Linked DNA regions of Homo sapiens: region 2 is linked to region 1. The links are chromatin contacts, found by Hi-C or POLR2A ChIA-PET in ENCODE. All regions are on one chromosome and are shown on one strand. Each heading gives the region's core, a stretch centred on a gene start or an enhancer-like site at or near the end of the contact. The rest is flanking DNA. Distances are from core to core; before and after follow the strand shown. Region 1 overlaps COL4A2 (collagen type IV alpha 2 chain). Region 2 holds the start of LINC00431 (long intergenic non-protein coding RNA 431).

Region 1 (3,699 bases), core at 1-2,500:
GGATGGGGCCCCCGGCTCCCCGATGGGGCACTCACCTCTGAATCCAGGGGGGCCTCTGTCTCCGGGAAGGCCTTTAAGCCCAGGCTGTCCAGGCACACCAGCATCTCCCCGTGGCCCGGGCTGAGCTCCCAGGACTTCTCCAGGGAGGCCCCTTTCCCCAGGGGGCCCATCTGGCCCTGGCAGGCCGATGGGACCTGGGGATCCATCTGGGCCAGGGAGGCCCACTGCACCTTTGGATCCTCGGGGTCCTATGAACCCTAAAAGGAAACATGGGTGGGCCCCAAACCACAAGTTAGCATGGTGACGTTCTAAGAGAAGAGTCAAAAAGAGGCTGGAAACAGCAAAAATTTGGCTATGGGGTCCTCAGAAGGCATTCCTCAGCTCGAGCCCTTGTCCCTGTCGCCCTTTTTGGAACCTACAACCTTCGCCATGTCGTTCTGTTGGTTATGTTTCTTCTGCTTGCCCCGCCATTCGGCCCCCCAGCCCTAAAACTGAGTGAAGGTGGACAAGCCAACAACGCCTCCTTGGACCTCGATTTGCATAATTCATGGGTTCCCCTGCTTTGCAAATAAGCCCCAAAGAATAGCTTTTTGTGGGACCTTCTAGGTTGTGCTGAGTGAGGAACAGCACTTCGGGATGGAAAATCCCAGGGAGGCAGGAACGAACAGGGCCGTCAGAGCCAAAACGCTGCCTGCCGTAACATCTCCCTGGTAGAAACCCGTCACTGTCGGTTGGGAAACGCTTCAAAGAGGAACGACACCCCTCTGTTGTATTGACCATGAAAATCATCAAGTCCCAATCCCAGCACTTTGGGAGGCCGAGGCGGGTGAATCACGAGGTCAGGAGATCGAGACCATCCTGGCTAACACGGTGAAACCTCGTCTCTACTAAAAATACAAAAAATTAGCCAGGTGTGGTGGCGGATGCCTGTAGTCCCAGCTACTCAGGAGGCTGAGGCGGGAGAATGGCGTGAACCCGGGAGGCGGAGCTTGCAGTGAGCCAAGATCGCACCACTGCACTCCAGCCTGGGCGACAGAGTGAGATTCCATCTCAAAAGAGAAAAAAATAAAAAGAAAAAAGAAAATCATCAAGTCCCATCTGCGGATGGAGGGAAGGCAGCTGTCCTGTGTCTTTTGTGGGTGCCACTGGATAAAATGATCTCATCAGGTCACTTCCTTTTTCGGTGCAGTCAGCCCTGACATGGCCTCAGAATGAACTCCCACAGCTGACAGTCACGCAGTGCTCAGAAGGAAAGGCTTCTGAGGTCACCACCACCCCCGCTGTGCATGCAGGAGAGAAGCCTGCAACGATGAGACTGGCAGGTGATTCTGTGGGACAAGATCAAGTACACGGCAGGCTCGGCACTCCTATGTATGGATACGGAAAAGGGAATGTTTTCTGTGTTCTGTGGGGTGTATCCCACCAAAAAGATCCAATGAGCAGGGCCCGGGGACCTCCTGGGCCGGTAAAGCCATCACTGCCTGGGAGCTGGGAGTAACTGGAATACAGAATAAAGGATCTGGATTAACCTGACGTTAATCAGCTAGACCGTACTCAGAGTTTTAACGGTGTGATTTACTCACAATGAAGAGACATGACTTTCACTGGCAATGTTACAAACTGTACCCAGGGAGCCATGCACTTGGGTTTGCATGTGTGGGTCTTAGATCTGGAATAGACTCTCTGATTTTTGCAATCCTTGAATTGGGCATTTTATCCTCTTCTGCATGTGGCGACAGAAGGGCAGTATATTTCAGCACCATAAAAAGTGACATGCGTTTCAGAAACTGATCAGTTCCTCAATCACCACCCACCCCCAGCCTGCCCCAGCCTCCCTGTTCATGACGTAAGGGCTCACATTTGATGGTGGAACAGGCTCCCAACTCACGTGGGCAACTGTCCAAATCACCTGATAATGGGTGCATCCCATCCATTCCCCCCTACAGGGGAGCCCCGTGTGGCGTTCACGCACACATGGCTGGGCACTCCAATCACAATTACCAGAGAACTTTCATACTCACAGCAAGAAGCTGTTCAGGAATTATTATCCTTCTCTCAAAATCATGAATGCTTAAACTTAGTATATATGAAATCATGAGAGTGGCAATGTTACACTTCTAAATATTTAGACACTTCCAGCAGGGCAACAAAACCACAGAGACCAACCCCTGGGGCAGAGGCATGGAGACTTCCTTTGCTTCATTCGAATGCAGAGTTGTTTTTACCAGGGCCTTGATACAGACACAGGAAGCCTGCTTCCCAATTTTGCAAAACATGGAGAAACGCATCATATGAAAGGAAACAGGGTCAGGGTTTGGAACAATCCCTACGGGCTGCAACACAAAATTCCGAAAGATACCATCTATCAGGGACGGACAGACACTTCTGCATTGAGGCTTAAATCAGCTATCTGAGTGGAGGTCAGGGGAGGGGCAGGGTTCAATTAGTCTTCACTGGGAACATTTGCAAGATGTTCAACCTAAGGGCGCAACAGTCCCGATGTTCTGTGTGATATTCCAGACATGGGGAGCGCTTTATTCAGTTTCTAGAGCCCAGTTGGAAAAGAATCCTGATAAGTGGGGGTCCTAGAAGGTTGCTCAGAATTCCAAGGGCATGGAACGATGTCATTAAAAGAAAGTATGTGTTCCCGGGGTCAGTTCTGCCTGTTCATGAGACGTCTGTGGGAGATGTGGCCGCCTCTCTCAGGGTGTGTGGTTATGAGGAAGTCAACTGTGTGGCTCAGGAACAGCCCGGTGAGAACTCCCTGGGAGGCAGGCTGTATTCCAGGGAGGAACTTTCTAGCAACAAGAGGGTTCCAATGTGCCACAGGTTCTAGGTGACAAGTGGGACTCCAGCAGAGGCTGCAGGAACCTGCCCAGGACCCTGTGGAAGGATGTTTCATCTCGGGTGGAAAGTTGTCCACAATGGCTTCCATGGTTTCATTAGACAAACACTATTGAAGATGTGTGCGGCCTGGCACAGTGGCTCACGCCTGTCATCCCAGCACTTTGGCAGGCTGAGGCGGGCAGATCACCTAATGTCAGGAGTTTGAGACCAGCCTGGCCAACATGGTGAAATCCCCGTCTCTACTGAAAATACAAAAATCAGCCAGGTGTGGTGGCACATGCCTGTAATCCCAGCTACTCAGGAGGCTGAGGCAGGAGAGTCGCTTGAACCCAGAAGGCGGAGGTTGCAGTGAGCTGAGATTGTGCCACTGCACTCCAGCCTGGGTGACAGAGCGAGATTCCATTTCATTAAAAAAAAAAAAAAAAAAAAAAAGACGTGTATGCCCCTGCAATCAAGGCAGTGCCATCACACTCATGCACATCGCCTGTGGCACAACTGCAAGACACCTATGTCTGCAGACGCCTGGCTGCATTCCAGAGCATGCTGACACGCAAGTGGGTACTCCTCACCAGAGCTGGTTAAGGGAAACCTCATTTTCCTCCACATACAGATTAATGCCTTAAGCTCTTGCAGCCACATTGTGAGAGGGCTATTTATGCCTTTAAGGGTTCTTTCAGGAGAGGATAACTTTGTGTTGCCCTTAGAATGTTTAATATTAATCATTATTAACACTGAGGACATACCTGGGAGACAGGTGTTGCGGAGGACAGCCATTCCGAAACACCTGTCTCCTTTTTCCTGCAAGATCTGTAGATAGCTTCTGCAAAAACCCAGTACAATATCAGTTATGAA
Region 2 (6,831 bases), core at 1,013-3,512, 490 kb before region 1:
GGAGACTAAAAGTTCCTCTGAGGAGGAGACAACATTAGACGAGGGGAAACAAACAGAGGAGTGAGCAGCCCCTGAATCAACTAAAAAAGTGATAAGCTCATGTTTAGGTCCCACCTCCAAATTTATCAGGGGCTCCTGGTGGGACTCAAGATAAAAGAGACAGAGCCCCTGACTCCCTTATTCTTCCTTGAAAGTCATGAGTGGAAGGGCTTCTTTCTCCTTTCTTAGTTCAGGACATCCTCTCTTGAAGTGGCCTGTTCTTCCACATCTATAGCACTTATCTTGTCCTTCCTTCCTCTTAGTTCTGGGATTCTTTAACTTTGCTCCCCCATACTCTTTAGGGGGCCTGGTAAACTTGGACCTTGGTCCTCCAGATGGAGGCTGGGTCCTTTAAAATAGGGTTTAGACCCTTTATAGTTTCTGGCTCCCTGGAAACTCTGTCTAGAAGTACCTGGGTTTGGAGCCATCTGTTGGAAGGTGGAAAACATAAGTTTTGTCTTTTGTTTCTGTTTTTCTTCATCCCTTTTCACATATACTTTCTGAGCTTCCCTGAGGAGCTCACTTAGCAGACGGTCTTCCCAATTGTCTATCTTTTGCAACTTTTTTGAAGTGTCTGGCCAACTTTTAGTGACAAACTGGAATTTCAACATTCCTTGCCCAAAGGGATCATCCAAATTGAGGCCTGCATATTGCCTCATTTGCTCCCTCAGTCTGTCTAGGAATCTCATAGGCCCTTCATCCTTTTCCTGTTGTATAACAAATGCTTTAGAAAGATTTTGGGTTCAGGGTACTGATTCCCAAATTCCTTTTATTATCATCTCCCTTAGTTCCTGCATATTTTCCCAGTGACCTGCATCGTTATTGTCCCACTGGGGGTCTCGAGGGGCAGGGAATTTCTGGTCTGCGGTAGGAAAGTTTTCACCAGGAGGGTGCTCACATTCCTAAACTACCATAGCAGCCCTGTGAATCATACTCCTTTCTTCCCCTGAAAAGAGGATGCCCAAGATGGACATTAACTCCACCCAAGTGTATAACTGAGGTCCTAAGAATTGGTCAGTTTGGTCTGCCACTCCATAAGGGTCATCTAGTAGTGGTTTAAGCTCCTTTTTAAAATTCCAGACTTCTGAACTGGTTAAGGGAGCATTTACAAAGCCAATGGCCCTCCCCACCTCGTGGTACCTCTTTCAAAGGGAAGAGGGTCAGGGCTGACCTCTTAGGTACAGAGAGAAATGGGAAATTCTGAATATCTTTTTTACATTGTTCTACCTCACACTAGAGTCCTTTTGGAGAGGGATATTTAGGTTGGGAGGGAACAGGCTGGTGGGACAGTAATTCCCAAGAGTCAGGGTTATAAGGAGGAGGGACAACGTGAGTAGAGGGGAAATTTGGAAAGGGATCTGAGGCGGCAATGGCTGTCTGAGGGGAAAGACTGAGGACACTGAATGGGGGAAGATAGTCTAGGGGATCCCATGCACTGGAGTCTTTAGGCATGAGAGCTGGCTCCTCTGACTTTTAATTTTGATGTGCTAGATTGGGTTCTTCCCTATCTGTTTTTAAGGGAAAAAGAAGGGCAGGTCCTTCCCTCCAACAAAGGGCATAGCCTAGTTCTTCTTGGGACACTGGACTTTTATCATTAATGTATCAGATTAGAAGCTGACACATTACACCCTCATTTGATCCAAACCTTGGCCAGAAGATTGAGGGTCTGAGGATGGGTCCCTGAGTCCAAATAAAACAGCAATATTTTATCATTTGTTGCTTTTTCCTATGTTTAATCCTTTCATTATCCTTTCATTATCTTTCCAGTATTTTAGCATGAGACCTAGGGGGCTATCTGGGGGGATATCTTTGTTACCATCTTTATCCTTCTTGCTCCCTGTCTTGCTTGGGGTATTTCCCATCTTGATGGTTTTGGGGTAGAGTTCAAGGTTCAATTTCCCTTACTGGAAATTTCTCACCTTTTGGGGTGAGGCTCAATTCCCCCCACTGGAAATTTCTTGCCTTTCGGGGTGAGGTTCAATTTCCACCACTGGAACATACTTGCCTTTTCTATTACTGGAGGTTTGTGTGAGGTTCAGTCCCTGCCAATGGGGATGTCTCACCTCTTTTTAACCTCTAAGCCACCCTGACCAAGGAGTACTTCACCACCCCCTGCCACGGCTTTCTTACCTTGCTCCCAACCACCAAGGAAATACTTTACCGGCTCCCATGGTGTCTTTTCCTCGGTCCATGCACACACTTGTGTGGCCCTTATGGAGGATGCTTTAAGCTAGGTTGCTAGCCAGTTTCTTTCCATGTAGCTGAGAGCTCAGGTTATTCTTCACACTGGGTGGGTCTTGATTTCTCACCCCTGAGGCCGCCACAGTGGGGTGGGGTGCACCTCCTCACAAGAGAGAACCAGAGACCACCCCCGGAGGGGAATGTAATCCCGGATGAGCCCCCAAATTGTTATAAGTAAAGTTTCGGTGCCACAAAAGAAATAGCACTCGAATATAAAATTTTCTTTTTAATTCTCAGCAGGGCAAGGTACTTCTATAGAAGGGTATGCCCTTACAGATGGAGGACTGGTGAGTGCACACCTGGACAAAGGAGGGAAAGGGGTTATTTTTCCTTATGCACATGGTCCCTACTGCTTTGTCATTCCCCTATTGGCTAGGGTTAGACCGTACAGGCTAAACTAATTCTGATTGAGTAATTTAAAGAGAGTGACAGGGTGAGTTGTTTGGAGGGAAAAACGGTTATGAAATGAGTCAAGGTGGAGAATGAGTCAGGGTGGAGCAGGTAATCGGAATGAGTCAGGGTGGAAAATGAGTCAGGGTGGAGTAAGTAATCAGAATGAGTCAGGGTGGAGAATGAGTCAGGATGGAGTAGGTAATCAGAATGAGTCAAGGTGGAGAATGAGTCAGGGTGGAGTAGATAATCAGAAAAGGTTGCTTTACAAGGAAGTTAAGTTTAAAAGTAGAAGGCAAAGAATTGAACATACTGTCATATTAATTCTTTGAAGAGAAATTTATAACTCATATTTAACATCATGATTACACAGCATTCATCATTAAGATGAACATCATGGTTCATCTTAAACCGTGAGGCTGAAGTCAGAGGTGACACATGAAGGATATGGCAAAGCCACTCCACTTGACAATGAACTTCAAAAACCACACTGATGTTATAAAACCCAAATATTTTACTGCACATGCTTACTGGCTGACTTGCACAATACTTCCATTATAATTACGGGACAGACACAAAATGAAAAGAATATTTTTAACAAAGCACTTGCACGATGCAGCCGTACCCATTCTTAATGATCATTAATGTCTCATCCAAAGAGAACCATACTTTGTTTCATTTACTGAAGGTCAGCATACTGGGAAGCAATTGTCATCACATCTCAGACCTTTTTGCATATTTGTCCTCATTGTTCTGAGCCTTCATGTGCTCAGACTAGTTGATTGGTGTGTAGATTGTCTGTCATTAAAGCCATTTGGAAATCAGCTTTGTCACTGGTTTAGTGTTGGAACTTCAGATCCTAGAAGACACCACTGGAAAGCTCTGTGCACTAGGAAAGGGAAGGTGCATGGCCCTGCTGAGCCCAACCTCGGGGCTGGAGGAAGAGACTGACCTTGACCTTGACCTTGAGCCTAAGCAATGCCCCAGGACACTGAGACACCACACCTCCAATAAAGAAAAACTGTGAATGGCAGAAGGAAGGAACCATTGTTTGGGGGCTAACAAGGAGAAAGAAGTGCTCAGAATCACCATTCACTGTCGGAGTCACTCAGCAGGGTCAGCTGCTATCAGCCAGGCAGCTGAGGCTACAGGTCAGGAGGCCACAGGTCCTGTGAATAACCCACATTCCAGACATCAGCATTTCACCCACATGACTCCACCTCTTATCTGCAAATGGGGCCACCCTGAAATCACTTTGCTTACGAAGGAGGAGAAAGGGGGTGGCCCGTCTCTCTGAGTCCTGCCCCTCCTAAAACAGAGCCATGAAGCCAGGTCTTCATGATGCAGCCATAGCATTGCAAACTGTTTCCCATTTCCCCAGAACATGTTTCTAAGCTTCCAGGTCTTACCGGAAAGGCGTCCTAATCCAGACCCCACAAGAGAGTTCTTGGATCTCATGCAAGAAAGAATTTGAGGCAAATCCGTAGAGTAAAGTGAAAGCAAGTTTATTAGGAAAATAAAGGAATAAACAAATGGCTATTCCATAGACAGGGCAGCCCCAAGGGCTCCTGGTTGCCCATTTTTATGGTTATTTCTTGATTATATACTAAACAAGGGGTGGAGGGGTGGATTATTCAAACCTCCCCTTTTTAGACCATATGTGGTAACTTTCTTATGTTGCCATGGCATTCGTGAACTGTCATGGTGCTGGTGGGAGTGTAGCAGTAAGGATGACCAGAGGTCACACTCGTCACCATCTTGGTTTTGGTGGGTTTTGGCCATCTTCTTTGCTACAACCTGTTTTATCAGTAATGTCCTTACAACCTGGATCTTGTGCTGACCTCCTATCTCATCCCGTGACTTAGAATTTCTAATCTACTGGGAATGCACTCCAGCAGGTCTCAGCCTTATTTTACCAAGCCCTTACTCAAGATGGAGTTACTCTGGTTCAAACACCTCTGACATTTCCCTCCCTCTCTTTTATAGGAGAACCCTTAATCCTAAGAGTTGTAGAGGGTCAAAGACCATCTTTTGTAATTTTTTTAGGCTGAACAGGGGCAATGATATTCCTAACTATTGAGTTTCTTGCATTCAGGGTAGAGAGGAGTTTAATTAGAAAGCATTGGTGTGGCAAGGGCCATTCATAACTTTTGAGTTCCAGCAAAAGGTGATATCTGGAAGATTAATAAGTGTTTAATTTAAGAGAACATTTGGTAAGCTTATTCTGCTTTTTACACAAAGAGTACAATGGCAATATGTTTTACAACAGTAAAGCAAAATAAGTAAAATTATCCCAAGTAAACTAAATTAGAAGGCATTTTATGAAATGGGCAATTGTTGAAACTGAGCTGATATGGGATTGCTAGCTGATTTTAATACATGCCCAAAATTAGAATATTGATTTAGACTTTTACATTACCCATACATCTTGTTTCTTCTGAGCAGCAGTCATAGATCACTGGTTGGTTCACAGGAATAAGAAAAGTTAGTCTAAATTGCAGGAAAAAAACTTAAAAACAACTGATGAGACTAGAATTTAATAACAGGTACACCATAGTTCTTGAAACATAATGTTTTTTCTTTCCCATCTCCCATTTTTACCAAAGACAAATTGTGGTATGACTGATTTGCTTTATTATACTTGGCCTGATTATTTGTATAAAGTGCAGCAAGAATAATTATTATTCACACAGGCTTTTAAAATTGGCTTTGATGGAATTTTGTTCCATAGAAGGAATCTCAGTTAAGACAGTTTTTTTAAAAGCAGAGTTCAGACATGGGTTTGTATCCTCAAATACCTATATGAGTTGGGTGAATTTTTTTCTTTTGAGGTTTTAAGATAACTTGGGGCTCCTGGGCCTGTCAGAAAGTGACATTTTTTACTTAACACAGGTCAGGAACCCTGTACAGGGACTATGTAGACAAGGTATGAGGCCAGTTTTACCAAGGGGATTTTTTTTCTTTTAAGACAAGAGTCTTGCTCGGTTGCCCAGGCTGGTGTGCAGTGGCAAAATCTTGGCTCACTGAAGCCTCCACCTCCCAGGTTCAAGTGATTCTCATGCCCCAGCCTCCCAAGTAGCCGAGATTACAGTCACATGCCACCACACCCAACTAATTTTTGTATTTTTAGTAGAGACAGGGTTTCACCATGTTGGCCAGGCTAGTCTTGAACTCTTGACCTCATGTGATTTGCCCACCTCAGCCTCCCAAAATGCTGGGACTACAGGCATGAGCCACTGTGCCCAGCCCCCAAAGGGTTTTCATTGGCTCTGTAAATTAAGCTTGATTCCTTAAAGGAAAGCACATCACTCCAGTGAAATCCTTGGTAAAATAACCAGTTTCTTTAATTGTGTCCTGTTGCAAAAGAAAGCAGATTTTTATTTCACTTATGCAAATAACTGTATTGCCATAAGAATACTTACAAATAGTTTCCAAATTCTGAAGAAATCAGGTAGAGAGAGGCAAATATGCTTCAACTTTTGTTCACAGGAGTAGACTTAATTGTTAAAAGCTGTAAATAGCTTAAAAGAAAAGTTTCCTTGACTCCGAAAAACAAAACAAGGGATAAAAGACTACTTTAGACTTCTATTAGTTTGGTCCATGCATAACTCTGGTTTGATATTTATGAACATTTTAGCTGTCCATGAGTGCTGAAAATTTTTTTCCTCTATTCTAATGTTACAATCTCCAAAGTTATTAGAAACCTGCATTTAAGCATACCTGTTAAAGTCCTATAGTTGATTATAAAACCACCTTTTGAAGGAGATTAGCACAAGACAATTGTTTGTGGATGGCAAAGTCTTAGGGTAGCCATGGTCAAAACCACAATTAACAAATTTTTTACCTCAGCGTCACACAATAACACAACAATTATAATTATTACTGATAATGTACACGAAGTCCTATTAGAATTATAAGAGTTTTCCATAATTTTGGAACACATACCAATATTTAGTGCATGTAAGATTTTTCATTTGCCAATTTTTTAATTTGATTACTGGCTTCAGGGTGGAGCCCTTGGAGAAATGGGGCTGGGAAAACAGTTTCTACAGCCTAATAAGCAGGCACAGCTGGAAGACAAAACAAATCCCCCAAAATTAAAGGTCTCATTTTTATATCAGATTTTGGATTCTAAAAAGAGAGCATTAGCCCATTCTGTGA

Evidence for each region. Hi-C counts contacts between places; a loop is a spot of excess contacts on that map. ChIA-PET counts read pairs that join two places held with the same protein, here RNA polymerase II (POLR2A). Pooled maps may share reads with other maps.
Region 2: a map with no recorded cell type shows a loop between it and region 1 (21-fold over the local background). The contact joins the promoter of LINC00431 here to the enhancer-like site in region 1. A Hi-C loop is called at or near these places in 4 of 37 single-sample maps with no recorded cell type and 3 of 50 pooled maps. POLR2A ChIA-PET finds 5 or more read pairs at or near these places in 1 of 52 experiments (BJ).

Annotation. Positions count from the first base shown.
Region 1 is chr13:110,469,487-110,473,185 of GRCh38, reverse strand. It overlaps COL4A2 (collagen type IV alpha 2 chain), which reads right to left. Exons shown (of 48, transcript NM_001846.4): 29 at 36-257. Among named protein-coding and RNA genes, the nearest start is that of COL4A2-AS2, 8.0 kb to the right of the region's middle. RefSeq lists enhancers at 1-222, 951-1,090, 1,211-1,260, 1,271-1,510, 1,581-1,680 and a silencer at 3,250-3,455. Within about 2 kb of position 1,250, at least 11 of the 41 ENCODE cell types and tissues checked have a DNase peak (open chromatin) inside an H3K27ac peak, as active enhancers do.
Region 2 is chr13:110,961,458-110,968,288 of GRCh38, reverse strand. It overlaps LINC00431 (long intergenic non-protein coding RNA 431), which reads right to left and starts at 2,262. Exons shown (of 2, transcript NR_126378.1): 1 at 2,170-2,262. The region is part of intron 1 of LOC105370364 (a long non-coding RNA gene); the gene reads left to right. RefSeq lists an enhancer at 2,111-3,310.